7 separate regions of the Mus musculus genome follow, and regions 1, 3, 4, 5, 6 and 7 are each linked to region 2. A link is a loop called in an ENCODE intact Hi-C map of the cell type or tissue named here. Cell type or tissue: left cerebral cortex. All regions are shown on one strand. Region 1 overlaps Ccdc15 (coiled-coil domain containing 15). Region 2 overlaps Pknox2 (Pbx/knotted 1 homeobox 2). Region 3 holds the start of Gm34538 (a long non-coding RNA gene). Region 4 overlaps Pknox2 (Pbx/knotted 1 homeobox 2). Region 5 overlaps Pknox2 (Pbx/knotted 1 homeobox 2). Region 6 overlaps Pknox2 (Pbx/knotted 1 homeobox 2). Region 7 overlaps Pknox2 (Pbx/knotted 1 homeobox 2).

Region 1 (4,000 bases), 360 kb before region 2:
CGTAAAGCTGTACTCACTGGTACTCTCGTTCCCCAGCTGAAAAGTTCTGAATTCATACAGTTGAATCCTTCTTAACAGTCTGCTTTACGGGAACCTTTATTACCGCGACCCGCAGTTCTGGTTCTGGAATGAGGGATCTTCCTTGCGCCAGTCCCGAGTTTTTTCTCGTCCCGGAATTCGGCACCAATTGTTATTAGACGCGTTCTCACGACCGGCCAGGAAGAACACCACAGACCAGAATCTTCTGCGGCAAAGCTTTATTGCTTACATCTTCAGGAGCCAGAGTGCAGGAAGCAAGAGAGCAAGAAGCAAGAGAGCAAGAAGCAAGAGAGAGAGAAAACGAAACCCCGTCCCTCTTAAGGAGCATTCTCTTTCGCCTCGGTCGTGTCACTCCCTGATTGGCTGCAGCCCATCGGCCGAGTTGACGTCACGGGGAAGGCAGAGCACAAGTAGTCATAAGATACCCTTGGCACATGCGCAGATTATTTGTTTACCACTTAGAACACAGCTGTCAGCGCCATCTTGTAACGGCGAATGTGGGCGCGGCTCCCAACAGCTTTGATCTGGTATTTTCTCACTATGCTCCCTTTCTACCCTTCTGGAATTGCAGTGTATATCCTGTGTCATTATATGTTGGAAATATGTAATCTGCTTTTCATTTTGATTTTATAGGGGGTTATAGTTAAGAGATTGCATGAATGTCAGAAGAGATTTTGAACTTTGGACTTTTAAACAGTGGTGAGCCGGTTAAAGACCATAGGACTTTTGAAGTTGGATTTAATGCATGCCTGAATTTTGATATGGCTACAAGCCTATAGTGGCCAGGGAGTGGAATGTGATGGTTTAAAAGGAAATAGCCCCCTTAGGGAATGGCACTCTTAGGACGTGTGGCCTTGCTGGAGGAAGTGGTCACTGTGAGAAGGCTTTGACGTCTCAGATGCTCAAGCCATACCTAGTATGGCAGTCATTTCTTAATGTCTGCTAATCTAGATGTAGAACTCTCAGCTACCTCTCCAACACCATGTCTGCCTGCCTGCTTCCTACCGTAATAATAATGGACTAAATTTTTGAACTGAACGCCAGCCCCAATGAAATGTTTTCCTTTATAATAGTTGATGTGGTCATGGTGTCTCTTCACAGCAGTAAAACCCTAAGACTGGGTCCTTGACATGGCTGTGTCCATTCAGCAATATTCATTCAGAATTTCCTCATTCCCCACAATGCTTGGTCATTATTGAATTGTCATCTATGTATAAGTAGAGAGAGTATTAAGAGAGACATGCTATCATCTTCAAATCTTGTTTTTTAAATTTCTTTTACCCCAAACTTTTTTCATTGTTTTGGGGGCATTGTGTGATTTGTAGTAATCATTTTTATAATTATTTTAATTGTCTTTTTAAAGTTTATAAATAGGAGCCAGACATGGTGATATATACTTATAATTTTAACCTTCAGGAATCAGGTTAGAAATATATAAAGTTTGAGGCCATACTGGGCCATGTAGACTCTAATAAAAAAGAAAGAAAAGAAAAAAATGAAGAATTTATTAAACTAGGCACTGGATACATTATAAGCAATATAAGAGTGAAGGATAGGTTCCGTCTTTGCCATCATGATTTTCACTATAAATTTCATTGTAATAGGACTTCTTCTGGCTTTAACACATCAGGCAGCATATAAGGGAAGACATTATATGTGTTAAGCATTGTAGGGGATATTAATAACATGTGAAATAGGACCCTCTATGGGTTTATTTTTCCAGAGAGATATACTATAGTCTGTTATACTCCAAAGGTTGTGCCATGGGAACTCTAAAATTTTAAATTATAAGGGAAGAGTACAGGGAGAATTCCTGCAAGAGACAGAATTGAACTGTTTATTTTCAATTGGTATGCTGAACTGAATTGATAAATTTGACGTTTTGAGATAAGAACAGTAAAAAGTGTAGAATCTGTAATATGCTTGGTTTTGTCTACAATAAGTGATGAAGCCTCCAGTTAGTATTTTATGAAGGAAAAGAACAGAAATGAGGTGAGGTAGGAAATCAGGTTATAAAGAATCTTAGTTTATGAAGTGAAAGTTTATGAAATGAAAGTTTAAAAATTTGTATACCTTCTCCCCTGCTTTTATTTCCTGGAAAGAGCTGACTTACAAAGGATGTTGGGTGACTTATTATTAATTTGGTCCTATGAACTTTTGCCCACACAGCCAGTAGTTGTTTTTATTCTTACTATTGCTATTGCACTTTTAATCCACTAGATGTCGTTGTGAAACCAGCCAATGAAACTGTTAATGCATTAACTCCTTTGCTTTATCTAGGACTGATTAAATAATGGCAAACACAATTAGTTTCTGAATGTTAGTGAACGTTTCCGTTTTTGTTTCTTTAAGCTGTAGAAAAATAGAATACTGGGGTTGGGGTTTTAAAGTTTTTGTTTCCTAACTTTTTATTTTATTATTTAATATGATTGGGTATTTTGCCTGTATGTACATGTCTATGCATTATGTGTGTACAGTGCGTGCAGAGGCCAGAAGAAGGCATTGGAACCCCTGGAATGGGGTTACAGAGGGTTGTGAGCTATTGTGGGTGCTCAGACTTGAACTAGTGCCCTCTGGAAGAGCAGTCAGTGCTCCTAACTGCTGAGTTGTCTCTCCAGCCTCTGGCATTGATTAGATTTAGTTTAGTTTTGTTTTGTTTAGTTTAGTTCAGTTCAGTTTGCTTTTTTTAAGACAGGGCTTCTCTTTGTAACAGCCCTGGCTGTCAAAGACATCTGCCTGCCTCTGCCTAGGGAATGCCACCAGGCCTGGCCAGCATTGGGTTTTAAAGCTTATCTGATGCTTAAATATTAAAGGACAAAATGTTTTGGCATCTGGACTATACGTGATAATATAAGCATCAGCTGTTGTCTTAATTATCTTGCTGTTGCCTTGATAAAATACCTTGACAAAAGCAACTTAGAGAAAAGGCTTATTTATTTTGGCTTAGAGGTCAGGGCAGTAGTCCATGAGGCAGCAGGCAAGGAAGGCATGGTGGCAGGAGGGGGAGGCTGGCTGTTTTCATTATGCCTGCACTCAGAAAGCAAAGTCTCTAGGAAATGCAGCTATGCTAAAACCTCAAGGTCACCTCGGTGACCTCCTTCCTCCAACAAAGCTCCTTCTTCTAAAGGCTTCATAAGCTTCTTCCTCAAGCTAGGGATCAAACATCCAAACATGAGCGTGTGTGAGACATTGGCATTCAAACCACAGGGTGCCGAGGGTTATTGGAAAAGCAGGGTTGTCTAGGAGTTAATGCTAAATCTGGGTAATATGCTTACATTTTATTAACTTAATTACACTTCCCTTAAATGGAAGGAAGGGAGGAAGGGAGGGAGGAAGGAAGTTAGTTCATAGGTTAAGGCTGCTCATCCAGAGGACTCAGGTTCAATTCCCAGCATTCACATGGCAGCTCACACCTGTCTGTAATTCCAGTTCCAGAAAATCTGATGCCCTCTTCTGACCTCTGCAGGCACTGAACACACATGGCTAACAGCCATACGTGCAGGTACAATGCCCATGCACATAAAACTAAAATGAATAAATCTTTAAAAAAAATAACAACAAAAAACAAAAATCAAAACAAAAAAACAAAAGCAAAACCACACTCAAGTGTATGAAATAAATAATTGTAATATTTTTTAAAAAGATGAAATAAAAAACATTTTTAGGGGCCAGTGGCTCAGTGTAGGAAGGCACTCACTGCCAAGCCGAGTGAGCTGAGTTCAAGCTCAAGGACCCACATAGTGAAAGGAGAAAATCAATTTCTGCAGATGGGCTTCTGGCCTTCATATTTCGACTGTGATTTGGTAGGGACACTTGTTTCAACAGGTAAAGGTGCTTGGCACCGGCCCAGTGACCTGCGTTTGTTTTCTGGGACCCATATGTTGGAAGGAGAGAACCAACTCCCACAAGTTGTCCTCAGTCCTTCAAGCATTGGCTCACATGCACACACTAAAAAAACCAA
Region 2 (4,000 bases):
GTTAGGGTCAGGGGCCAGGAACAAATGCTGTCAGGCCAGCTGGCCAGACAGTTCCCAATTAGACTTTGTTTCTCATCCTTAAGGCCTTGAGCCCCCAACCCCTACACCCCTGCCCAATTACTGCCCGGCAGCATTAACCCCTTGGTGCCCCAGGCCGTTAATGGAATGTTAATTGGTCTAATGGGTTTCATGTCAACAAGTCCTAATGAGCTCCTTCTAACGAGCTTGGCAATTTTTTCCCTAAGCCTATGTTTGTCAACACAGTGGAGTTTGTGCTCCAGTCTGAGGGCATCATGGCACTGACTCTGGGGAGCTAGTGCTAAGAAGGCACAGAGAGGGGGCACCCCTTAGCTGTACATTCCTGTTTCTCAGAGTGAAGATTCTTTTGTACCCACCTTTGGGGCCCCAGTCTCCCATGACCTCATTTGGCTCCTGAGTCTGCAAAATGGCACTTTGGACCAGTTCAATGACAGTATCAGTGATACAAATTACTTCCTCCTGGATATCTTGTGGAGTTGAGTACTGCATAGGGTTCCCCCCACCACCACTCCTCCCCACCATGTCTTGTAATAAAGGTCTCAGCATTAAAGGGAAAATTCTTCAGCTGAGTCCAGACCAAGCAATTCTCCAGCGTAAATGTTCCTCAGAGCTCTCTGATTGTGGCATTGGCTGTGGTCCCTTGAATGCCCTGGTGACATCTAATGACAGAAATGAGAGGGTCTCTGGACAGGGCCAGTGACCCCACAGAACCTCTGAAGAAAGCTCTGGAGCCCCAAAACTCTGAACTGGTCCTCTTTCTGCTACCAAAGAAAGCATATAGGGCAGGTTTCCCTAAAGATCCAAGACCCCCCAGCTATTGCTAAAGGGCTTCCCTACATCCAGACCCTACATCTGACAGGATGACAAACATCCCTACATTCCTCTCCAGGATGGTGCTTATGCCCCTTCAGGGTGAAGCAAGATGGGGTGCGTGCGAAGGATTAAGGACACAGCAAGACTCCCCAGATGAGCATAGAGGTCTTTGGCAACTGAGCTCCTGGGTCAAGTTTCCAAAAGTGGCTGTACTTGTCTAGGCTGAGAAAGTAACTTAAGCCTTTTTTTTAAAGTGGCTTCCAGTTCTCTTTCAGGAAAAAAAAATATCCTTAGAGGGCAACAGCAGTGGCCTAGGAACTTTTATGTTGACTCCAGAAAAGGGGAGGAGCCAGAGTCAGCTAGCATCCTTGCTGTACAGCTGGCAGGCTCAGAACTGAAAACTGCTTTCGCCTCGTGGATAGTTGATTCTAGGATTCTCAGCTATCCTTCTTTGCTCTGCAACAGACATTATCAAGTGACACCATCTCTAAACAGCCCTTGCCTTCGTTATGGGAGCATTAAGGAAAGAGTGGAGATTTATGACTTTTCTGTTTAGTCATAATTTTTCTGTTTGAGCTTTCTTTGCCTTACCTTCACTGTGAGTTTCTCATTTACGGAATGAAGTTACCAAAAGACTCAAACCCAGTGTTAAATAGTTGCCCCAATCGTCTGAGGGAAAAAAAAAAAAAAAAAAAAAAAAAAAAAAAAAAAAAAAACCTTCCTGGATATTGCTGTAGCAGTGTCTCTGCCCTGTGCTCCCTCTTCTGGAGATTTCTGGTACTACAACCCTGCAGCCTTTTCAGTCATTGAAAAAGATTGGTGCTTTGGGGCACTCCTCACTCCCAGGCTCTCTCTTTCTGCCAGGCCCACCCCGCGCTCCAGAACCAAGGCCCAGTCAAAGTTACTTTATCTTCCAGAGTTCTTAACATCTCTCAAGATCTCTATTTCCTTATTCTTCCGGGTTTTAAAAGAGAGAACTCATATACTTGTTTTAGTATCGTCTTTGGGGAATGTGTGTGTGTATCTGTGTGAGTGTGTGAGTGTGTGTGTGTGTGTGTGTGTGTGTGTACAGGGTCTTACTATGTAGACCCTAGAGGCCTGGAAATGCACTATACCTGCCTCCCAAGTGCTAGGAGTATGTGTGCCCCTCACCTAGCTCTCTTCAGAAGTCTTCATTTTGAAGGTCTTTCTAGTATCTCAAGACATTTTCCTCTGGGCAAGGGATGTGTAGGTCAGTGGTGGAGTACATGTTTAGAACAGCACAAAGTCCTAGAGTCCATCTCTAGCATGGAGGAAGAGGAGGAGGAAGAAGAAGAGGAGAAGGAAGAGGAGGAGGAGGAGGAGGAGGAAATAATCTGCTTCCTTTTTTTCCTTATGGATTTCTTTCTAGTCTCCCCTTGCTTACTATGACTGGCGACAATCCACACAAATCCGGGCAATGAAGACAAACCTTGATAGTCTTCCTGACAGAGGAGAGAGACTCCCACACTCTGCTCTCTCCTAGGCTCCTGTGCTAAGGATAGCCTGGGTCTCAGTGTCCATCACTGAGATGGACACAAGGCAAGCCCAGTGGTCAGTCTGCTGAGGCGGGTCAGAATGAGAGAAGGACAAGCCTTGTAGCCAAGATGCTTGGCCAGCACTATCCTCACCGGTCCCCACTTTACTTTCTTCCTTCCTGCCAAATTATCACCTCCCTCCACCAACCATACCCCCCACCCCAGAGAGAAGATCTGGCCTCATTCACCCATCCTGCCTCACTCCTTAGCACAGTTCCCTGCACAGAGTGGATCTGTGATAAGCATCTGCTGAATGAAGCATGAAACCCCTCTGCTTTGCTTGTGTGCTTGAGGTCAAAGCATGCCTGGTACTTTGGAGACTCAGGTCAGGTCAGGGTAGCTCTTTCTTTCCCTCTCTGAAAAGAACAATAACAAAACAAAACAAACAAACAAACAACAACAACATAACGACAAAACACACACACTCCTGAGATCAATATTTTTTTTTTTGAATGGCACCTCTATTCCTTTAGGTTGCTAGGGGAGACCTGATAGAGGCCCCAAGTACCTTCAGGGAGAGACAGGGAAATCTGAACACTGGATCCCAAAGACTTCTAGCTCACCAGCCCCCTCTGCCCTGGAGAGAGTTTCCCCCTCTCTGTGTTCTTCAGGTTTTCCTTCCCCATGCTGGGCAGTGCTATATCAGTATCTAGCCTGTGAGTGGCTGGCTCTAAATATTTCAAGGCATCCACTGCAACTCAGCATCTCCCCGGGCATTCAGTTTCCCTGGGTGGCATTGCCAGGATGTCTCTGCTTACAAACCCTGGTCTAGTTCAAGGAGAAATTTTGAGGCCCCAAGGGGCAGCTCATTTACTGATGATGAGGTGGAGTGGAATGCAGTGAAGAAGACCTGTAAAGACACACACACACACACACACACACACACACACACACTTCCTCATGGCCTGTCTCCTATGTAAGAAGCAGGCCATCCATTTGGTAATTCTGCCTCTACATACTGGCAACTCTATATTGAACCCAAACAGAAGAAAGTCCTGGTGTCTGCACTCTTCTGTTTTTTTCCCTTCCCCAAAACTTCCACGCAGACCACCTCTGGACTAGTCTTGAAGAAGGCTGATGGCCCGTGTCCTTTGCTACCACTAGGGGGTGTAATGAGTACACTTGGGAGGGTAAGCCAGGTGCTTGGAGACCCTGAGCCTTGAAGTTGGAAACGGATGGGCTCAGGGGAATGCTGATGGGTCTGAATGCCGGTGAAGAGTGGAGCAAGGAGCACCCTTGTCAAAGGCAGAGAGATGAAGCAAGCCTGCCTTGGTCAAGCTACCCACTGCCTCCCCGTTACCAACCAGGCCCGAGTTGATGCCGAGCCAAGCATCACTGCAGGGGTACAGATTGTTTTACATATAATTTGAATATTATTTCTTTTGAGTCAAAATAGCACAGCAAACTTCTTTCCACCTGGCCTCTGACTTGTTCCCCTGAAGAACCTGCATCCAGTCCCTGCATGTCCCATAACTCCAGGTGTTCCAGGTTAGGGGAAAAAATGTAGAGCTGATTAGTCCCCTGGGCTGCCTGGACTCTGTACTAACTGTGCGGCCCCTTTTCTTCTGCCCACAGATCCTCCATGTGAATCA
Region 3 (4,000 bases), 65 kb before region 2:
AATCACAGCTCCTTATGGGGCTGTTCTGAAGATTAAATGAAATGACCCGAGGGAAGGGGCTGGATAACGGAGGTGCTCACCGGATGTTTGTTGACTATTTGGTGAACATGACTTTTGTACAAAACAAACCTTGTGTTTCTTTCTGTGAAATCCAGCCTGCCAGCCTGGGGACCGCTGCAGAGATTAAAGAAAGAACAGCAATTTCTATCTCTAATCCTCAATACAATCACTGGAGGTTTCCTTAAACTCTTTTTTAAAAACCAAAACTACAGTCATCCAGGGAAGAATTTTATTTTTAGTGCAACCCAGCCCCCTCAAGGAAATGCATCCTTAAAATAACACCCCCTAGAGTTGGGCCAGACCAGAAAGACCTTGATAAAGACCATGTGCCCAAGTAGAGAGTACACGGCTTTCTACTACTAAAATCTGTATCTTTTCTTCATTTAGGATAAGACAGCCCTGCCTTGTCCCTTACATCTCCCAGCATCCTTACATCTTAACATTGTCTACATCCTTTCAGTGGCAACATCCTCAAATGGCACCAGACATTGCCAGATAGACAGTTGTGAAGCAGTGGCCTCATGTATCTACTGGGAGCCATGTCTAGTGGATCTGACGGGTATCCCTTGATATCATCTGACTTACAGTTAGCTGGGGTGGCTGTTGCCACCATAGCACTGTTGACTCTCCTGGCTGCTTTGGGGGTTTAGCCATGTTCTGTTTCCTATCTTGGGTCTTACTGCTGAACTTGTCAACTAAAATATTCCCAGTCCTCTAAAGGGCACTTGACAAGGAGGCTGTGTCTGCCAGCTTCAATTTAGGAGCCTTAGAAGCTGATAACATCTTGAAATCTGCCTTTATTGTATGTCTAGTTACTTCCTACTCTGAAGCTCAGTTCCTGATCTATAAAATGGTGATCTGCTATGAATTTCACAGTGCCATGCCAAGGTTAAATGAAATAAGAAAGGCTTACCACAATGACTAGAACATAGCTGTCTCAGTGTGAGGCAGGCATCAAAATCACCTGGAGGTGTAATCCACACATTGGTGGGCCCCACCTCTGCATTCAGTAGATCTGGCCTGGGTCTGAGAATTTGTATTTTCAAGCTCCTAGTGATGTTACTGGTACGGACACAACACCTTGAAAAGTACTGACCTCTACAATCCAATGAGAGGTAGGTCATGATCTACTTAAATTAGAATCTTGTAGCTATCCAACTTTGCTTATAAAGGCATCAAAGCAGACTGGATTCAGACTATGGTAGTCCAACAGAACTTTCCACAGTAAGTGAGAATGCCCTTGGTCTAAACTGGCCAGTTTGGTAGTTGCTAGCCACATTCAATGACTAAACATTTAAAACTGCCAGACAAGTGGGGGACTTAATTACATTTGTATTAATTTAATAGCCCTGTGTGACTATTACCTAGCATGTAGGGTGATATAGAACAAATTTCCATAAGATCTGAAGATGTGTCCAATGGTCAGGGAGCTGAATGCCTACAGAGGTATCACCTGAAGATCTCAGACTGGGGTCAAGACACAACATTTCAGCCAGCTGCTCCTTTGGTATGCTCTTAAGGAAATCCTCAAGTCCTTGGAGGCCAACTCATGAATCTCTACCCTTCCCTCAGATACCTGAATACCTAAGTATTCTGCTCAGCCAGGGTCAGGAACAGTTGAACACAGGAAGCATGGAGTCTGTGCATCCAAGCAGAATGACAATGGATCTTTTAGGGACAGTTCTCTTCTTGGCAGTGATGCGCTAGGATGGTTCAGGGACAGAATGAGATACGACATTCTCTCGATGGAGGTAGGAAAAATTGAAAAGCAGTCTGTTAAACTATGGAAAGACAAGACGGTTGACTAGGATAAAATTTCATATGACCCCAAGGATAGACAGCTGGTAAAAGTTTGGAAGGGGGTTGGAGAGATGACCGAGAGGTGAAGAGCGAGCACTAGCTCTTCCAAAGGTCCTGAGTTCAATTCCCACAACCACATGTTGGCTCACCACCATCTATAATGAGATCTGGTGCCCTCTTCTGGCTTGAAGGCATACATGCAGGCAGAAAAGTGAAAATTATATCTATGGGGTTGGAGTGGTATGTCAGTAATTAAGCACACTGGCTGCTCTTCCAGAGGACCTAGGTTCAATTCCCAGCACCCACATGGTGGTTTACAAACATCTGTAACTCCAGTCCCAGGGGATGTGACACCCTCTTCTGACCTCTGCAAGAACTGCATGCATACAGGCAAAACACCCTTACAGATAAAAATACACACATTTTTAAAAAAATTTAAAAGGAAGTAATATCTGTGACTCAGATAAAAAGATGCTTGACATCTCAGCTCAGTTCTGTGTGCAACAAAACTACACAGGGTGACCCCCCCCCCAGAGTCACTCTCACAATGTTCACTTGAGAACCCCTCATCTCACGCTATGTCTACTGTGCTTGAGAAAATTATGTAACACGATGGTGAGCATCTTTGGTCCTGGGAGTCCACAAAGAGAATGCTTAAAGCTATTTGTGCCACTCAGTAGCTATAGGACCACAGGCAAATTATGCAGCCCCCTTAGCCTTGGTCTTCCCATCTGTAAACAGAAGTGATCATGGTACACACATAGAGAGGTGCATTGCTAAAAAGCAGTAAGTGCGTTTTAGATGGCAAGGGTTATGATGTACCTGTACCACTGACCTCCCTCCTCATCTCACATGGGCACCACAAGAGCACTTCTGGGAGCCTTGCCTAGAGTGTGTCTTATTCCGGGCCCTTTGACTGAGTAGAGGTGACCTCTCTGCCCACAGGCCCTCAGGGGTGTGCTTTTGCTTCACAACAACAACCATGATGAATTGTGGTGCCTGATACAGCCAAGACACAAGAAATAGCATCACCAGAAAACCAACTTAAGCCTGGCCTGATTTAGTGCAGAGAAAATGACAGCTGCTGTGCTCGGCTGGCTTCCACCCAGCAGAAGGCTATTTTTTGCAAATAAAATGGTAAGTTGCTAATCAGAAAGATAAATTAAGAAGCATTAAGATAATGATGGTCTAATCACTGTCCACACAGAGAATTGCTAGAGTGGATATCCAGGCTACCAAGTGCTTGAGCACATTTGGTGATTATTTGTATTATGAAGGGAATGATGGATTCTAGGCCTGGAATCAATCTAGCTCAGGAAATACACAAATCCAACCTCCACCAGGGACGCCTGGAGGTCAACTGTTCCCCTGCTGGCCTCCATCCCCAGCTCTGAACAACCTCTCCCAAACCATTCTTCATCTTTGGCTGTCTTATCACTGAGTGCCCGCAGCTTCTATGAAGGCATCTCTTGGTCCAGCTGTTTGGGTGCCCAGTATGCCACTTCTTGGGAACTGGCTCGGCTCAAGGGGAGTGCTTTGCCTTGAGTAACAGAAATGGCCCTGTTTGGGAACAAGCTGGCTACATGGCTGAGGACAGGAGCTAGGGTCCTCCTTGTCTCTGAGACCTGCTGGGCAGAAGTGTTGTCCCATCATGCCATAAAGTCTGGAGCCATCAGGACTGCACAGATTGTTGTCTCTTGCTCTGTAGCTGAAGATCCAAGGTATATGGAGTATGGATTGCCTGCTGGCTCAGAGCCCAACATGGGGACTTGGCCTGTGCTCTCATTAGCCACTATGTGTACTAATACTGTTTGAGTGAGAAGGAACACTGAGAACTCTACCCCAGAGCACCAGCACAGGGTAACATATTCAAAGACAAGTTTAGAGGATCCAATATTGACTAACGTGAGGTCTTTTAAGTTCCCATATAAAGTCATCTATATCTCTATCTGTGAGATGGATAAATGAACCAACTTACAGCCTGCTGTACCTCACTTGCTGAGCTGGTGTCACCCCTACTACTGTGAGGCATAGAGCACCAACTTTAAGTCAAGGAGCAGTAGTTGGGTTCAAGGCAGTGAGATGCTGTGGTTGGCTTACAAGAACTAACTTTGAATTGTGAGAAATTTCACAAGCCAGT
Region 4 (4,000 bases), 54 kb after region 2:
AGTGCTGGAGACACATTGCAGGACAAATTAATTGAGCTTTTATGGCTACAACATGAACTGGTGAGAAAGGAGCTCCCGCAGCATTGACTGAGCTCCCCGTATCACAAAAATAGCGTGCACTAAGTATTTATGTGTAAAATTTTAATTTATCCCTCACAAGACTTCAGATGGACATTATATTTCCTTATGACACCCAAGGAAAGAGAAAAGGATATAAGAAAAGAGACAGGCCCGACACCATACACTAAGTAGTGAATGTGTATATGGTTATTATAGAGCCTGTGTTCTTCTAACATAGTGGCATCCTGTTACAGATAGAGAGGAGAGCAAGGTTCCTGGTCCCAGGTTAGGCATGGGATGACTGCAATCCAGGGATGCAGAGACTTGAGGGGACATAGCAGTTACTGTGGAGCATGAGTTTGGATTTGGTAACTGATTGGAAGATGGGGAAGTAAGTAGGACATCCTAATGTACTGGGCTTAGCAGCCTGTAAAGGAGCCAGCTCTTAGCTCTGGGACTCCCCAGCAGTCTATGGAAGTCACTGACGGCCCATCTCTCCCTCAGAGGGGTAGACTTCTCCCTGACATGCAGCAAGCTTTGCTTTTCCAAAGTTATCAGGGAGGTGGAAGGCGGTATACTGCAGTCACTCTTGCCAAGGCCTTAGGACTTCTGCCCCATGCTTGATCATCTTGAGGACGTGACCTGTGACTTTTCAGATCGGGTGGGGACAAAGGAAGGTGGTCCACCTCAGGAGTATTACCACTTAGACGGGAAAGCAGCACCCCAGACCAAGGAGGCAAGAAGTGGATTTGTGCTACCCCATTGCGCCATAGCAGTAGAGCTGTGACTTCTGTTGGGCTTCATAGTGTGTAGTTCCTGCCCGGTGGGTGAAACCTGAGAGCTCCCGCTCCTTCCGGGAAGGAGTGTTCCTTAAGAGCAGCAGCTGCTGCTTGTCTCCACAGGCCTGGAGTGCCTTTCCCTTGAGGCCAAAGCCCCCAGCTGGGGTGGAACAGGACAGGATTAGATGGTTTGTTTATATGTGCTTGGCTTCCTTGCTTTTGCAAGCCTAGCTCTTCTTGGTCTAAGGCAGGACTCTGGCTGTGATAGAACAGAGGGACTCTGCCAGAAAGGCTGTCTGGGGACAGAGGCAACCTCCTCAACCACCTAGACGCGCGTACAGCCCAGTTAGACCACAGATCTATGAAGCATCTAGCACGCACTCCAAAATGTGCTAGGCACAGTGTCAAAGGAAGAGTCAGCCTTCTTTCCCTCACAAACCTATTCCCAAGCTAAGGCAACAGACATCTGCACAAGAGAGAACCTTTCTGTGTGCCCTGTAAAAGGTGATAGGAAATAAGGAAGAGTCAAGAGGACTGTCCGCGTCCATGCCTAGAAAGATGGGACAAGCTTCCAGTGGAAGTGGGACACTGAAATACGTCCCACCCTCCCCTCGGACCAGGCAAGTTAGTCTTGGTGGTAGCCATCTGGGAGGGGTTGGTGAGCTGGTCTGAGGCTATGGATCCGCAGAGACCCCTAGTGGCCAGGGCAAGGATAGCAGATGGCTGGGCCCTGTATCTGGATCCTGTTCCTTAATCCTTTCACTGGAATCCTAGAGACCATCGGTTTTTTGTTTTGTTTTGTTTTTTTCTTAATCCTAAAATGCAAGGGATTTTGCAAGGTCATCCAGTTTATCTCCCTGTTTCAGGGACAACCTAGTAAGATAAAAATTCCAAACATCTCAAAATACATTCAAGAGGAATGTTTCCATCATTTATTTTTGTCATGCTTTAGGTTTTTACCCCATTGTGTGTGTGTGTGTGTGTTTGTGTGTGTGCATGCATGCATATGTGCATAAATGTGTGTGGGTGTGAGCATGCATGTATGTGTGCATATGTGCATGTGTGTGAATGTGTGTGAGTATTTGTATGTGAGATCGTGTGTGTGTGCTTCCCAGAAATTTCTTCTTTAGGTGAAAAATAACTTCCTGAGCATCTCAGGCCCTTTCCCTATTAAGAGTAAAGACAGAAGTCTTAGGAGACGGACAACTCTTCCAGCTGATGTCAGAGCACAGATCCAATCTTGTGGTCACAGCCAGTTTTTGTGTGCCCCATTATCCCACAAACACACTCCCAAGATCCATCCCAGAGCCCCTCTTGTTTCTTAGTAAATCCCTTTCTCTGAAGAAGTCTTCCTTTTTGTTCCAGAAATGAGAGTTGAAGTAAAACTGATGACCGTTGATTGATGTGCATAAGATGAGGGCAGGGGTGAGGGTGTTGCAGGTGGCACTCTGGGGGCACATGTTCCTTGCTTTTGTAAAGTTGCTTCTCCCTCTGCTCAGCCTCTTCTGAGGGACTCATTGCCTGTCCACCTCAAATAAACTGGTGTGTGTGTGGGGGGGGGTCATACCACCTGTGGAGGCCAGGTTTCTTGTGGCTCTCCAGAGAGACAGCAGAGTTCTTGGACTGAGCTCAGCTTCAGCTGCTTTTGGTGCCTGGTGCCTAGACAGCTCGAGAGGGATGCGAGACTGGATGCTGGAAGTGTCACTTACACTGCAACCACTGTGCTTCTCCGCTCCCTGTGGGTGTCCCTCTGTGAGTGTACACAGCAGCCGCCTGGGTCTGGAGTCAGATAAGCCTCCAGGAAGCTGTTGAGAAGACAACAATACCATGTATTTAGCCAATAGATTCTTCCCCAGGGCTTTCGCTGCTGCCACAGTGGCTTCTTCAAAAAAAAAAAAAAAAAAAAAAATGACGAAGACTGTCCCTAGAGAGTCAGAGCTGCCCTGTCGCCACCGTTCCACAGAGCTACAGACTAATATGCAACCTGACATCACAGCAAGGTGGGGTCTTTGCCCTCTTCTGAGACGGGGGCTATACTTAGATTTCTGAGGCTTGGTACCAAGTTCCAGGGGTGCACCAGAGAATACCAAAGGAAGCATATGACGAGGTCTGTGCTGTCCTGTGTAGCCTTGACTCAACTTCTCCTACTGCTGAATAAAAAAACACTAGGGCTCTAGGGCTTTGAGGACAGATATAACCCTTGCTCTGCCACTCAAGTGACTACAGCCATATGAAGTAGGAAATAAATCATTAGACACCAAACAGTGCCAGGCAGTGTGTTTGTAGCAGGGCCAGTGGATCTAAATCCAAAGTTCCTTTCCTCTCTCTGTTAGCCTCTATCATACACACAAGACCAGGAGACCTATAGCTGTTTAAGTCAGGGAAGTCCTGAAAGGGACTTCAATCCTTTCGAGGAAAATGTGACACTCTCTCTCTCTTGTTGACCCTGGAAGGTGATGGTGAAATTAACATGAAATCAAGTGGCTAATTAGCACCCTCCGATATTCATGTATATGGTAAATTGGTAATCTTCAGATCTGTCTGATGCTGGAGGCTAGCTAGAGAAAGCTTTGAAATTTACAAATAGCTGAGGGTTTGATTCCGTGACCCTGTGTGGGTTGTAGAGGTTGCTCAGTGGTTAGGAGCATGTGCTGCTCTTGCAGAGAACCTGAGTTCTGTCCCCAGCACCCACATGCAGTGGCTCACAACTGCCTGTGACTCCAGCTCCAGGGGAGCCCATGGCCTCTTTTGGATTCTGAGAGCACCTGCATTGCCACGTGCATGTAATGGCACGTAGACATGCACATCCACACATAATTCAAAATAAAATAAATCTTTATAAAAATATCTGAGGCCTCGGGAGGTGTGTGAAGTAGCAGCCCTGTTTGCAGATGTCAGGGAGAGACACCAAATGCAGAAAGGCCAGGCCTCTGCTTTCTCTTCCTCGCCCCAGCTAAGCTGTTGCCAGCCCTGGCCCTGCCTGCGGTCTCTACTCCTGAACTTTTCCATTCTACCCCTTTGCTGGTGTATTTTGGCTTCCTCTCGGTGCCTCACAGCTAAACAACAAGGGAAGGGTGGAGAAGAGTAGGGGAGAAAATGATCCAAGCCAGAACAAAAATTCCCTTTAGTTGCCCAGACCAAGTGAATGGGGGTGGAGGCTC
Region 5 (4,000 bases), 75 kb after region 2:
GAATGAGAATGGGTCATCCATAGATATTGCTGTCTATGAGGGGTTGTGAACCAATCCTCCATAGATAACAGGGAAAGATTCTGGCAGCCATAGATAGGAAGGCTTAGCTCCTTCCTGTGACCCTTGTGAAGTAGGATGGGAATATCACCAGGATCCCTGCCTGTTCACCCTTACACGGCCTGACATTTCCCCTTGTGGCCTTCTTCCAATTAGCATGAAATTGGCTCTGGTAACTCTGGTGTTCATTCCTTCTTGTTAGACTCTTAATATTGCATGAATCACAGCATCAGATGCCCTGGTGTGGTGGTCAGGGTCAGAGGTGTGAATTAAAACAACACATGATCCTGATTGCTTTAGTCAAGGGACATGGAGGCCAGCTGAAGAGGCTGCTTTCCTTTGTCACTGCTAACGCCAGCACTTCAAAGGCTGCAATACTCCAACTGCTCCCTCTGTGAGCTTTAAACATCTTGCCCAAGTCACCCCATCCTCACCGTACAAACTCTTTGCAAGTATTTAATCATCACATAACTTAATAACGTCTTGTTAAATGCCATGCCTGAGGTCTCACAATAGAGCTAGTTTGGGAGCCCCAATCTCTGGGACTTTAAAGAGTCCAAGCATTTCTTGTCTACTAGCAACAGGAGCAGAAAGAAAGATCCTGGTCTGAGAATGCTGGATGGCTTGGCGCTCTATGCCCAAGACCTCCAGGTCTCCTTCTCTGTTTCTAGGATTAATCCATAGTCTCTTTAGACTCTCCCAATGCCTACTGCCTGTGAGGCACTTGTGCCAGAGCCTCAGAAAGCCCCAGAATTACATTAACTCAGTGTTGTCTGGCTCCACACTCAGTGGCCTCCAGACCCTCCTCCTTAGGTTCTCCCTTTCTTTTGTTTCTGATTCCAGGTAGGTTTTTTGTTTGTTTTATTTTTGTGATTTTTTTTTTTTGTGGTGGGGCGGGGGGAGGATATTGTTTTGAGAGTCTCTTGTAGGCCAGGCTGATCACTCTGCTTTCACCTCTGAAGTGTTGTGATTATAAGCATGAGCCACCACACCCAATCAGACTTTTCCTTTCTTTAATGTCACTCAGTTCAGCCATCTTCCTGTGGCTCTGGCCACTTCATATTCCCTTTCCATACATTTCTACGGTGCTCAGCGCCGAAACTTCAGCATCTCCAATTTTGCCTTTGTTTTCCTCTATCAGTGGTCATTTATGTGTAAAGATGGTGCAGACACATTCTTAAATGTGCACTGTGTCCTCATGAAGTGCGGTTCAAGAGAGGGAATAAATGTGTAATCAAGGCCAGACCAGAGTATGCAAGACCGTAGGAGATATCTGTACCACTCAGCCCTCCGCAAGGGAACGCAGAGCCATAGTCTGAAGAACCGAGGTGGTAGGACCATCTGAGTGACTGTCCTATAACTCACTCTATAGACCAGTGCTGGAGTTAAAAGTGTGTGTCACTACTGCCTGGCCCACCTCACAATGTTAATATGTTTGATTAAATGAAGTTAAATGTATGGAAGCGTTGCAAAGGATTAAAAGGTCCTATGGCAGTAGTGTACCACTGTATATATCTGGTCTCTCCAAATTCTTAGGAAAAATCTGGATACATAGTAGATATAAATAACAAGTAATTTAGATTGTATTAATTCATGCCCCTTCCCCATGTACTGCCTTTTGGGGGCTTTCAAGACCATTGTTGATCCTAGCTCTGAGAATGCCTGCCTTTCTGGGGAATCAAGTGAGAGTCAGGGGAAAGTGCCTTGCGATCAATACTGAACTGACTGTAAAAACCGCCCTGGTCCCCATTGTGTGGCACTGTGCTGGGGGAGTCGAAGGCACGTGGGAGCTTCTTGTGTACACTCCAGATGCATTGTCCTCAAGAGCAAACATTGCCCTTTTCCGGTTCCGGCTCCCCATTCCTGAGCTGTGTCCATGTGCTGGGTATGAACACCAGGACAATCTAGCCTCCATATGCCCACAATTCCTCATTAGCCATTCTCTCCTTTCAGCACCCCTATCCCACTGAAGATGAGAAGAGGCAGATTGCCGCGCAGACAAACCTCACCCTTCTGCAAGTAAACAACTGGTGAGTTGGCATCACCTGCCCACAGGCTCTCAGATCCAGGAGCACATGCTTGGCTAGGGAACTCTGAGCAGGGAGAGGAGAGAGAGTGCCCAGACCTGCCTCAGCCTCAGCTCCACTGCCAGGCCAGATACAAGGAGCTGGAGTCAGCCTGGCCTGGCCTTCAACTGCAGCTTCACAGCACCCTCTGCTGGGAAATTGGGTCAAGTACATCCATGGAAACCTAATGAGTTTAGGGGGAAAAACAAAACAAAACAATACCACTGCTAGAGAATCTGGGTTCACCAGCCTAGCAGAGACAGACCAGAGGGTCTTACATCAGATACCAAAGGCACATCCAATCCAGCAGTGGTTATCTGGTCTACCCAACTCCATGTATGCTGAAACCAAAACATTTTACAAAGTAAGCTAGGAATGAGGAGGGAGAGATGCCTTCCTGAACTGGCAGGGATGTAGGGTGTCCTTGTCTGCTTCTGGTCAGGATGGACGGAAGGTACTAGACCCTAAAGCTAGGCCCCTGTTATAAGTCCAAAAGTTGGTGACTGTGTCCACAGCCCTTCCCTTCTCTGTTCAGTTCTGGTGGATCTTGAGTAAGGATTTCTGACAGCTCCTCATGCATTCTTCCCAGAGTCTTTGATCACCAAACCTTGGGTAATTCACAAACTCCTCGGGCATAGGATTTCTTACCTGTAGACTAGTACCCCTGCCTACAGACATTTGCGGGGAGCAGCTTAAATGTCACATTTGCTCACCCCAACACTATCCATGCGGCCCAGATGGTGTCTAACCAGGTCTTCCCCATCACCCCTGGGCAGGTTCATCAATGCCAGGAGGCGCATCCTGCAGCCCATGCTTGATGCCAGCAACCCAGATCCTGCTCCCAAAGCCAAGAAAATCAAGTCTCAGCACCGGCCCACCCAAAGATTCTGGCCCAATTCCATTGCTGCTGGGGTTCTGCAACAGCAGGGTGGCACCCCAGGGACGAACCCTGATGGTAAGACCAGGCCTAAGGATGCCCTCGGTTGGGGTTGGTGGGGCTCCCGAAAAGCAAAGATTCAAGGGTGAATGTCTCCTTCCCCAGGGTCCTGTCATTACTTTCCACAGTGCTTGTACCAGGTTGTTTTGTTGTGTTTTGTTCTGTTTTGTTTTTAGAGAGAGAGAGCTTACTAAGAAGGGATGTTCTGTGCACATTTTTGGTTTGTTTTTGTTATTGCTATTATCTGTGATTTGTTTTGTTTGAGGCAGGATCTCATGTGGTCTGGCCTCATATGGCCAAGGCTATTCTTGTATTCTGATCCTTATGCTTCTGCTCTCTTAGTGCTAGGTTTCCAAGTATGAGCCACAACGCTCATCTCTCATGTAAGTTTTAACAAACTTAAAGCAAGCTCACAATGGAATGGGAGAGGGTGGTCCTTGGAGTCAGTGGTTGCTCAGCAAGAGCCCTTTTCTCCTTGCTCCTCATACTCCCAAGTTTCTGAGCACAGACACTATCTACTTAGCTCTCCAAGGGCAAGGCCATCTATAAATACCAAGGCAGGCAGCTGGCTTGTGAACAGAGGCCAAGGGAAGCTTTGTTCTTCCAGATTCTCTATCACACCCTCCATACTTGCTCTCCAACGTGCTGGTTTCATGGTAAACAATGGATAATTTAATCAGCGAGACATTTCTGAGGTTGGCCCCTGAAGATCGCTGTGTGGGCACTAGGGTGGAGACACCCGTGCACATGCATATCTGCATGCCTATGGCTGTACACAGGTTCCTCTGTGACGTGTTGCCATCTGTTGAGGTAGATTAGGAATAAATAGAGGTGGTGCTGGACAAGTCTGCAGAAAATCCCAGTGCTAGCAGTGGTGACACAGTATCTGGAACCCAAGACTTAGCAGAAGATGAAGATGAAGACAAGACTCAGTTTCCTC
Region 6 (4,000 bases), 170 kb before region 2:
GGATCAGTGGGGACAGGGGAACATGTGTGTGTGTGTGTGTATGTATGTGTGTGTGTATGGGGGGGGGGGAGGTGTTAGTCAGAGAAACCAGAACCCGAGGGGCGACGCTCAGGGACTCTAACTAGGAGTAGGAGGAGAATTTGTAGGGTCACTGGCTCTCTACGTATTGTTGGGTCTTTTGGGCGGGGAGGGGAGGATTAGGGGTCCTTGGCGAAGAGCTAGAAGATAAATTCGTAAAAGGGGGGGAGGTGGGCACGGAAAGCGTCCCGAGAAGAAAGCCGATGGGGATGGGGCAGGGTCCTGAATGTGCCGCGCGAAGTTTCTGTTTCTTTCGGGTTAGGCTGGCTTCCAAAGCCAAGGAAGAAACGAGCGCAGTGGGCCGCGCTGTCTGGAGAGTCCTTCACAGGGCAGCCAGGGTTCCCGCGCGGTCGGAAGACGCGGGTTGGGAGTGGGAGGGGGATGCGGATCAGCCCCTTAAAGGAGGGCTGGGTTTTGGAGCAGGCTAGAGTTTGGGTTGCAGGAATCAAGCTGTTTTCAGAATAGGGACAGATGGGCCGCTGTGTAGTTTACATGCCGGCAAAGACAGAGGGCTGGAGTTAGGCGCCGGGGCCCCGATTACCTCCGAGGCTTGACTCCGGAGCCGGTGACGTTGTTTTAGAACTGACACTCGGGATCAGGATATTGAAATGTAGGAAGAATTGCGCGTCCAGGTTCTTACAGCGTGTGGGAGGAAAAGCTTTTATGTAGGCAAGAAAAGTAGTTGATTCCAGCCGTGGTGAGCGAGCCCCGAACGTCTGCTGCTTCTCCCCCTAAAGCGAATCTTGCGGATGAGAGGATCTGGGTGCACAGGGCTGAAACCTAGGAGAAAGACTCTGGAAGGTACACAAAAATAGTGATTCAGTACGAAGTGACCGGGTAGCATCATCCGGGTCCGAGTGGAGCCAAGGAGCTGGCCCTGCAGAGTCAGCAGGCTCTGGGAGTCACTTGCGGTCTGTGGCCTCAGCGTGGCGGGGTGGTTGCTGGTGGCCCGCCGGGACAGTGGTAGGCGACGCAGGCAAGGGGGCCACTAGTAGAGAGGTGCTACTGGGGCTTAAGGAATCGTGGCTGCCGCCAAAGGAAAGACATTCCCGAACTCCGGAGTCCTCATCGGATCTGCCGCCTGTTTATCTGCAAGCGATGCTTGCTTCGTCCAGGGCAATGTCGAAGAGCGCACAGGCCGGCCCATACCGGCAAGGTTCTATCCTAGAGGGAGGAGGAAGTTCGGGGTTTCCTTACCCTCACATATGTTATCTTGGGACTTCTCCAGGCTGTTGGCTTTCTGGAATTCAAATGCTCTTCAACTGGTAGAATCCAAGATAACAAGCTTAAACGGATTTAAACATCCGCCCCCCCACACACCCCCCTCCCAAATCTCAGAAATGATGGTGTTCAAAAGCAACATGGTTTTATCCCAAACTCTAGCCCCTTTGCCCTCCCACTCTGCCTTCTGACCTTCCCGTGGCCCCTGGACCTTGATGCAAATGCACGCATGTGTGTATGCCTGTAGGTAGGTGTGGGGTGTCTCTTATTTAGGGGCTCGTATCTCATACTCAAACTACTTCCTCAAGGCTCGGGCCTAGCTCACCAGTGGGTGGAGTGGAGGGGTCCTAAAGAAGGAAAGAGCAGATTGGGGAGAAGGAGGGTTGAAGATGTTACATTCTGGACATTTAGATAAAGAGTAAGGTTGAGGGATGGATGTAAGTGTGTGTGTGTGTGTGTGTGTGTGTGTGTGTGTGTGTGTGTTGGGAGTTGATTTTCTCTGTGCATGATTTCTCTGTGCACCGTGAATTGAGAAAGCCAGCCAGTCCTTTGGGGCACTGAAGCCGCAGGACCCAAGAATGGCCACCGCGGCCGGGGGCGCGGCGACCGCTACCAGGAGCTGTTGTTTTCCAGACTTGGAATTCCTGAGCGCTCTTCTCCAGCCCTGAGCTGAGCGGGGGAGGGAGCCGTGACCCCACGGAGACTCCCCGGTCACCGCCTCCCTTTTGTGAGATCGAAAGGCATGAAAGCCTAGAGAAAGAGGATCTGCAGGGAATGAGGGCCAGGGGGTTACTCGAGGGAGATGGGCCTAGCAACAACCACAGTAAAATGCTTAGCGCAAATCGCAGCGAAGTGTACCCAACTCGAGACTGGCTGTTTTATGACCCTTTCTAGGAGTTTACTGCTCTGTGCTTTTAAGTCTATAGATTGCTTTAAGTTAATGAAAGTGCGGCTTTCAAAGGGGCCTTTTTATTGTGCGGCAGCGACAAATCTAGTACCTCCCCTTTACTCTTCCAAAATGGGCCCATTTAGAAGGAGGGAGCTTGCTGGGATTCCCACATGAACAGAGCTGGGGGGTGGGGGTGGGGGGAAGAACACCACTTGAAAATGGGGATTAATAAAAGACAGCGTTCCGCGTAATTCAGAAAGATAAGTTAACTTCTCCCTCATCCAGTTTCATCTGTGCATCCTTCAGTTGCCTCTGGGCTTTCCCAGAAGCTAGCTAGCTTTAAAGGTTGCTCAGTGCCTCCCTGGTAGCCCCCTCCCACACTGCTTTATATAAAGCCCGACCCTCCTCAATTCAATAACACAAACTGGGTTTCAGGATTTTAACGCGGGTACTAATTCAGACTAAAATATTTACTTGTGCCCTGGGGGAGGGGCCTTGCCTTGCAATCAGCAAGATGGATCGGTTTAAAAGGCTGGGAACCCAAGGAAGAACAAGGCAGGCTGTTTTCAGCGGGTTTTTTTTTTTTCTTCCTCCTTTCAATCTATTTGGCACAAAAGGTGAGATGACAAGGATTTTGACTAACACAGAAACTGCAGTGGGGCCTGCCTGTGGCTTTGACCGCATGTCATAACCATTTAAACTGTGGTTACTTGCTCAAAGCTCAAAGCTTCTCCAAGCTGGGTTTCATTAACTCTACACCAGTTGCCTGGAAGTTCAGTAGCAATAAATTGCATAAACACATTTGAAGTAAGTTAGTGATGAAATAAGGAGAATTACTGTCTTGTGAGTGGGGAATCCTGAATTCATGGAGTTTTGACTTAAGTGGAAACACACTTTGCCTCTCTTGGCCTTAAAGTTTATAGGTACACCAGAGTGTGTGTTAAATTTCTTTCTGCCATGTCCATCTTCAGCCCTGGGCTGTAACCCATTAGAGACCAAGGCGTGCATGCCTAGAAAGCAGAAGGCTGCATTTAAAAGGGGTCTCTATTAGCTCCATTTAGGAACTGAAGCAGAGCGAGCGATCAAGATCAACCTGATTTTCTTGCCCTTACTGAACGCATTGGGCAACATAAACAGCCTCAGCGCGGGACAAATTAGATTTTTAAATGTTAGAAGCTTAATAATACTGTGTGTGTGTGTGTGTGTGTGTGTGTGTTTTTAAATTAAAGAAACAACCAATAAAATTTATAGGCTCCCAACATGTTGCAAAATTTCCTTGGTATTTATTTACACACCCACCTCACCTTTCAGAAATTCAACCTCCAATTTTGAACTTTTGTTTCTGATTTACCTAATATAGAGCACATTTAATTGGAGGCAAGTAAGAAGTTCTGTTATGAGTTTTCCTTTATCCTCTGCTGTGCAGTACCAGGCCTGTAAGATATATATATATATATATGCATATGTATTGCACACACACATATATGATTATATATATCATATATATATGATGCAATTATTGGAGGTGAAAGCATGTGGGAGAGGCAAAGAGTCTGGATCAAATAAAATGCAGACTCTAGGATAGAGAAATTGAAATAGCTACACGGAGGAGAGGCAGAAGAAGCAGTACGGAAAACAAAATCATCATGAGTGTTCACAAGCCTTGAATCCAACCAAGGTCTTATTCACCATGCTTTGTATAAGACACTTCATATAGAGACCCATGACTTACTGGAAATTGAATTATATCAAGAAGCAGAATTTAGAGGGAGGAGCTGCACTGCTGGGTTCTACCCAAGCAGCCTGACCAGG
Region 7 (4,000 bases), 84 kb before region 2:
AATGCCTTCAATGATCTCACTGGCCAGATGGGAAGCATCAGCAATATTCTTGACCAGCAAATCTCCTTCCCAAGTAGAAGCTGAGTTCACAATTGATCAGCGAGCATGTCTTGCTCAATGGGAAGAGAGTTGGCCAACCGGAGAAGCAGGGCTTCACCTCTGATGCTGTCCTTGTCAGATCAGTAAAACATAATAGAAATATTTTGAGATAACACATTTTTGTTAAGAAGTTGAATAGGTTGTATGTAGGCAAAAGCAATCTACAGACCCATTGCCAAATCAGACTTCCAGTTCTGGTGTGTCACAGTGACTGTTCATTCCCTCGCTGACCCATGTCTCTGTGCCCATGAGGCCAAGCCATCATAAGAACCATTCCTTGGAGGTTCAGAAGGGCAGGAGAATGGAGACAATCTGCCAGTGCCCTGTGACCAAGCTTAGGCTGGCTGGTGAGGAGGAGTTAAAAGGGAAGTTACTCATTGTGAAGTGAGGAGGAAGGAGTCTTGGCCAGGACTAAGGAGGACTACTGGCTTACAAGGTGCTTTGGTGGCATACCCAGTTCTACATGAAAAAAGAAGGGTAAAGGGCTGGGGTGAGAATGTGGCAGTGGTCCTGGGAGAGAGAGTTCCTTTCCACATCTTTCCTTTCATTAGCAGGAATGATGACACCTGGGAGCCAGGAAAGAAGGCAGTCTAGAGAGAATGTAAAGGCTTATGTTCCGGCCTCCTGACAGAGACAATAGGTTGGGTGACCAGCTTATAGGGCTGCCCAAGGAGGGAAGTAGTCTCACCTCTCTGTCTGAAAAGGTATTTGTTGAGCATCGGGATCGAGTGCAGTTTAGCACAGGGTCATAGGTGTCCAGGTAGTTGGCTGGCATGTTGGCTTTAGGCCACCTGAGGAACTCTAGACATTATAGAATGGCAGGAGCTGCCTCCCCGAAATCTGGAATCCACTTCCATGTCTCCTCTGTTTTTTGCATCTTCCCGTGTTTCTTGTCCTGTCCTGCTTTCTGATGCAATCCTCTGGACCCAAGCCTTCTTGCCAGGGAGGAATGCAGACCACAGCTGGGGAGCCAGCTGCTAGGCTGTCTCATCCATCCCTCCTCCACGCCAGCACCTCCTCACCTCTCTTTTCTCCTCCTCTAACTCCCTGCCTCTCAACTTTGTCTACTTCTCCCACTCGTTCCCATCTGCTCATAAACTCACATGCCTTCTCCTCTTTGTGTGCTCCTTTCTATTCCTGTTATCAGCTTCCCGCCTCCCAATCCCTCCTGCTCTTGTTTCTCATTTTCGGATGCCCCCTCCCTCATGTCCCTTGGTGTCTGGAGTGAAGGAGGCTGAGTTACCATGGAATTACCACAAGCATGGAGGGGCAGAGCCCTGGGCCAGCCCCAACCATGCTCTGGTTGTATAACCAGGAACCAAAACTCCTCTTCCTTGGGCCTCAGTTTCCCCAGGGCACCCTTAGGGATATGCTGTGCTTCATGGAGATCTCCTCTTGAGCTCTGCTCCCATCCCTATCCCCATCGATCCTGGCTGGAACCAGGCTCCTTTCCTGACTGGAGCAAGTGTAATGCTTGGGATGGGGGTGGAGGTGGGGGTCGGAGTCCACGGAGGGGCTCTGCTGCCCAGCCTAGTTTAGGCAAACAGCAGGGACTGCTGGCGGCAGCTCCAGCCCCCACTTATGCTGTAACAGCTGCAGTCCAGCTGCTGGCATCCCTGCTGGGGGAGCGTGCTAAACCTCTCTGGGGTCAACGCTGTGGTATGTCGGTTTCCATAGCAACCAGCCAACGGGCCACTTTCTCAGAACAATTCCCCTACTCAGCCGGGTTCTGGACTTAGCTCAGCCCAAGGGCGTGTGCTGAGAGCCGAGCGGGATGGGGGAGAGGGCGCCTAGGGTCCCACACGGTCCCACAAAAAGTGGTTATCTCAGTCTTGTCTTCACACAACGTCTGGATCAGAGGCTAAGACTGCAGGCAGTCTCCCAGTCTGGCTGGCTCTGATCCCCTCCCATTGCCCATCCCCAGACCCCCAAGCTTGGGCTTGGTTGGAGGATAGCTCAGTCCTTTGTCTGGGTATAGACAACAGCTGCTTGGCTAGGCTTAGAGCTGGAAGAGAAAATCCCGGTTGCTGTACAGTGTAGGTGAATATATGTGGTGTGGGTGGGTGGGGACACTTTTCCTGTTTTTCTGCCTTCTATCTCCGTACCCTTGCAGGAATAAATGAATCCCACTTGCCCCATCCATGTGATGTCAAGGAATAGGAGCCCAAGTAAACTCTCTTCTCCCTCTTTAGAGGTGGAAAATGCTTATAGCACTGGAAACTTCCTGAATTGAAAAGTCCGGTATGGTCGTTGACTCTGTCAGAAAAAGGTACACCCTCAGCGTAGGAATTACAAGGAATCTTGGTCCCTTTTCCGGATAAGGTACTGACGTCCAAGGGGAAAAAGGATTTCTGGGGGCCATGACTAGGCAACAGTGCTGCTGTTTGCTGTGTGCCTTCCTGAACCTGGCCTGTGCCTGATGTCTTTCCCCAGGTCCACAGGAATGCAGCTTGGGCCCCTGTGGACTTGTGCTGTGGACTTTGTTTCTGGGCAGTTCATTTCTCAAAAAGGCCTATTAGGAAATGGGGAAACTGAGGCTAGACATGGAGTTCATAAGTAACCCTAAGAACCCTGGGGCTGGGACTTGGACCAGCTATGTGGGTGGTCCCGGAAAAGATCTGAAAGTCATAGACTGTTATTAGGGTGGCCCGTCCAGCTGTTTTCTTCAGTGGTTTCACTTTCAAGGAGCCCTGCTCTGCCGTCTCCACTCTCTTAAAACGAGGGGACAGATGTCCATGTGCCACAGCTGCACAAGTTAAGCCTTGGAAACAGGTGTGGAATTGCTCCCTCCCCCAAGAGGGGGAATCAGGAAAGTGGCCAACTTTAGACACTGATGGGTTTTTCCCACCTAGGAAATGGGAGCGCTGCTTCTGATTAGCACTTCCCAGCGTGGACTCCATAACAGAAGGCTGTGAGGGGTAAAGAAAGGGCTCCAAAACCAAACAAGGCCCTAAAAATCTCCAGAGCTCCTTATCACTTCAGACCCTTTATGAAATACAACACTAAAAACCTAAAAACTCAATCTTTCCTTGACGCAGGGCACCATTGTACCCTCATTCAAATCTTATGAACAAACCCACTCCGACAAACAGGAGCTTCTATAAGAGGTCCCTAGCCCCTTTGTTGTTGTTCCTCACAGCCCCACCCCCTAGCCTAGCCATGTCTGGAGGCTTAAAGGCCAACTGTGGCCTCTTTGCTTCTCCGGATGGGACAGTGCTCTAGAGCAAATGAGAGCATTCTAGCCAAGCACCTAGTCAGAGGAACTCTAAAGAGGAGACATGCTCTGTAGAGAAGTCCTGATCTCCAGGGGGCAATGGCTGCTACAAGAGGTGCTCATAAGGGTGGGCAGAAGAGAATTAATCCCCTTTCCCAAGGAGGTAAGTTCTTACTTTCAGAAGGGAGAAAACTGAAATACAGACAGAAATAGAGTGCATATCTAAGGCCACATGGTGCTTTCTTAGTTTGCTTTTTTGCATCACTTCCAGAAACACACATATGAGGTAAGAGCTCTACCACTGCAGTACATCCCCGGTCCTGACTTCTTTTACTTGAGAGCCTTTCAAACTTCTTGGGTAAGGAAAATGTAAGAGACAAGTCAGAAAGCAGCACTGTCCCTTTTTTCTGGAAGCTAGATAGATATATAAAGATTCGAGAGGAGCCATCAGTTATCTTAAAACAGATTTTAAAAATAATAGTAGGTTTACAAATTAAATAGATCATATTTCAGTTTTCAGAGAGTTTTTTTTTTCAGAGAGTATTTTCTCCTTGAAGATATTCAAGGTCCTCTAGTAGAAGATGTCTGTGCATGGTACCTATATTTATGATGTTTCATCCTGTATGTATATATTATGACATAGCTTAATTTATAAACCAGGCATAACAAGGCGTTAACAATAACAAT

What was found. Hi-C counts contacts between places; a loop is a spot of excess contacts. Peaks named below come from ENCODE experiments on the same cell type or tissue, not always from the same donor. Only the 100,000 strongest peaks of a DNase experiment are listed, where the experiment ranks them.
Region 1: a loop joins it to region 2, with 4 times the contacts of the local background. A loop is called at or near these places in 13 of 42 quality-filtered maps.
Region 3: a loop joins it to region 2, with 2.4 times the contacts of the local background. A loop is called at or near these places in 3 of 42 quality-filtered maps.
Region 4: it touches region 2 in a loop (4-fold over the local background); 15 of 42 quality-filtered maps call a loop at or near these places.
Region 5: a loop joins it to region 2, with 5 times the contacts of the local background. A loop is called at or near these places in 14 of 42 quality-filtered maps.
Region 6: it touches region 2 in a loop (8-fold over the local background); 19 of 42 quality-filtered maps call a loop at or near these places.
Region 7: it touches region 2 in a loop (2.2-fold over the local background); 3 of 42 quality-filtered maps call a loop at or near these places.

The regions. Positions count from the first base shown.
Region 1 is chr9:37,327,924-37,331,923 of GRCm38, reverse strand. The region is part of intron 4 of Ccdc15 (coiled-coil domain containing 15); the gene reads left to right. Among named protein-coding and RNA genes, the nearest start is that of Gm34885, 18 kb to the right of the region's middle. In left cerebral cortex, CTCF peaks have their summits at 2,257 (motif pointing right) and 3,513 (motif pointing left); a DNase peak (open chromatin) is centred at 2,262.
Region 2 is chr9:36,968,470-36,972,469 of GRCm38, reverse strand. It overlaps Pknox2 (Pbx/knotted 1 homeobox 2), which reads left to right. Exons shown (of 13, transcript NM_001029838.2): 4 at 3,984-4,000. Among named protein-coding and RNA genes, the nearest start is that of Gm34652, 3.7 kb to the left of the region's middle. In left cerebral cortex, CTCF peaks have their summits at 1,619 (motif pointing left) and 3,502 (motif pointing right); DNase peaks (open chromatin) are centred at 1,308, 1,629, 3,089 and 3,524; H3K27ac peaks cover 2,315 bases.
Region 3 is chr9:37,033,487-37,037,486 of GRCm38, reverse strand. The region is part of intron 2 of Pknox2 (Pbx/knotted 1 homeobox 2); the gene reads left to right. It overlaps Gm34538 (a long non-coding RNA gene), which reads right to left and starts at 174. Exons shown (of 7, transcript XR_003948122.1): 1 at 130-174. In left cerebral cortex, a CTCF peak has its summit at 2,053 (motif pointing left); a DNase peak (open chromatin) is centred at 2,948; H3K27ac peaks cover 1,040 bases.
Region 4 is chr9:36,914,080-36,918,079 of GRCm38, reverse strand. All of the region lies in intron 7 of Pknox2 (Pbx/knotted 1 homeobox 2), which reads left to right. Among named protein-coding and RNA genes, the nearest start is that of Gm34652, 58 kb to the left of the region's middle. In left cerebral cortex, a CTCF peak has its summit at 1,541 (motif pointing left); DNase peaks (open chromatin) are centred at 1,522 and 2,538; H3K27ac peaks cover 1,628 bases.
Region 5 is chr9:36,893,398-36,897,397 of GRCm38, reverse strand. It overlaps Pknox2 (Pbx/knotted 1 homeobox 2), which reads left to right. Exons shown (of 13, transcript NM_001029838.2): 11 at 2,011-2,087; 12 at 2,900-3,078. Among named protein-coding and RNA genes, the nearest start is that of Fez1, 63 kb to the right of the region's middle. In left cerebral cortex, a CTCF peak has its summit at 2,271 (motif pointing left); a DNase peak (open chromatin) is centred at 2,218; H3K27ac peaks cover 3,100 bases.
Region 6 is chr9:37,142,429-37,146,428 of GRCm38, reverse strand. All of the region lies in intron 1 of Pknox2 (Pbx/knotted 1 homeobox 2), which reads left to right. Among named protein-coding and RNA genes, the nearest start is that of Pknox2, 2.9 kb to the left of the region's middle. In left cerebral cortex, CTCF peaks have their summits at 997 and 1,915; DNase peaks (open chromatin) are centred at 704, 931, 1,501, 1,978 and 1 more place; H3K4me3 peaks cover 3,149 bases; H3K27ac peaks cover 3,346 bases.
Region 7 is chr9:37,052,042-37,056,041 of GRCm38, reverse strand. The region is part of intron 2 of Pknox2 (Pbx/knotted 1 homeobox 2); the gene reads left to right. All of the region lies in intron 3 of Gm34538 (a long non-coding RNA gene), which reads right to left. Among named protein-coding and RNA genes, the nearest start is that of Gm34538, 17 kb to the right of the region's middle. RefSeq lists an enhancer at 764-2,703. In left cerebral cortex, no CTCF peak of the experiment used is centred here; DNase peaks (open chromatin) are centred at 1,178, 1,791 and 2,133; H3K27ac peaks cover 3,606 bases.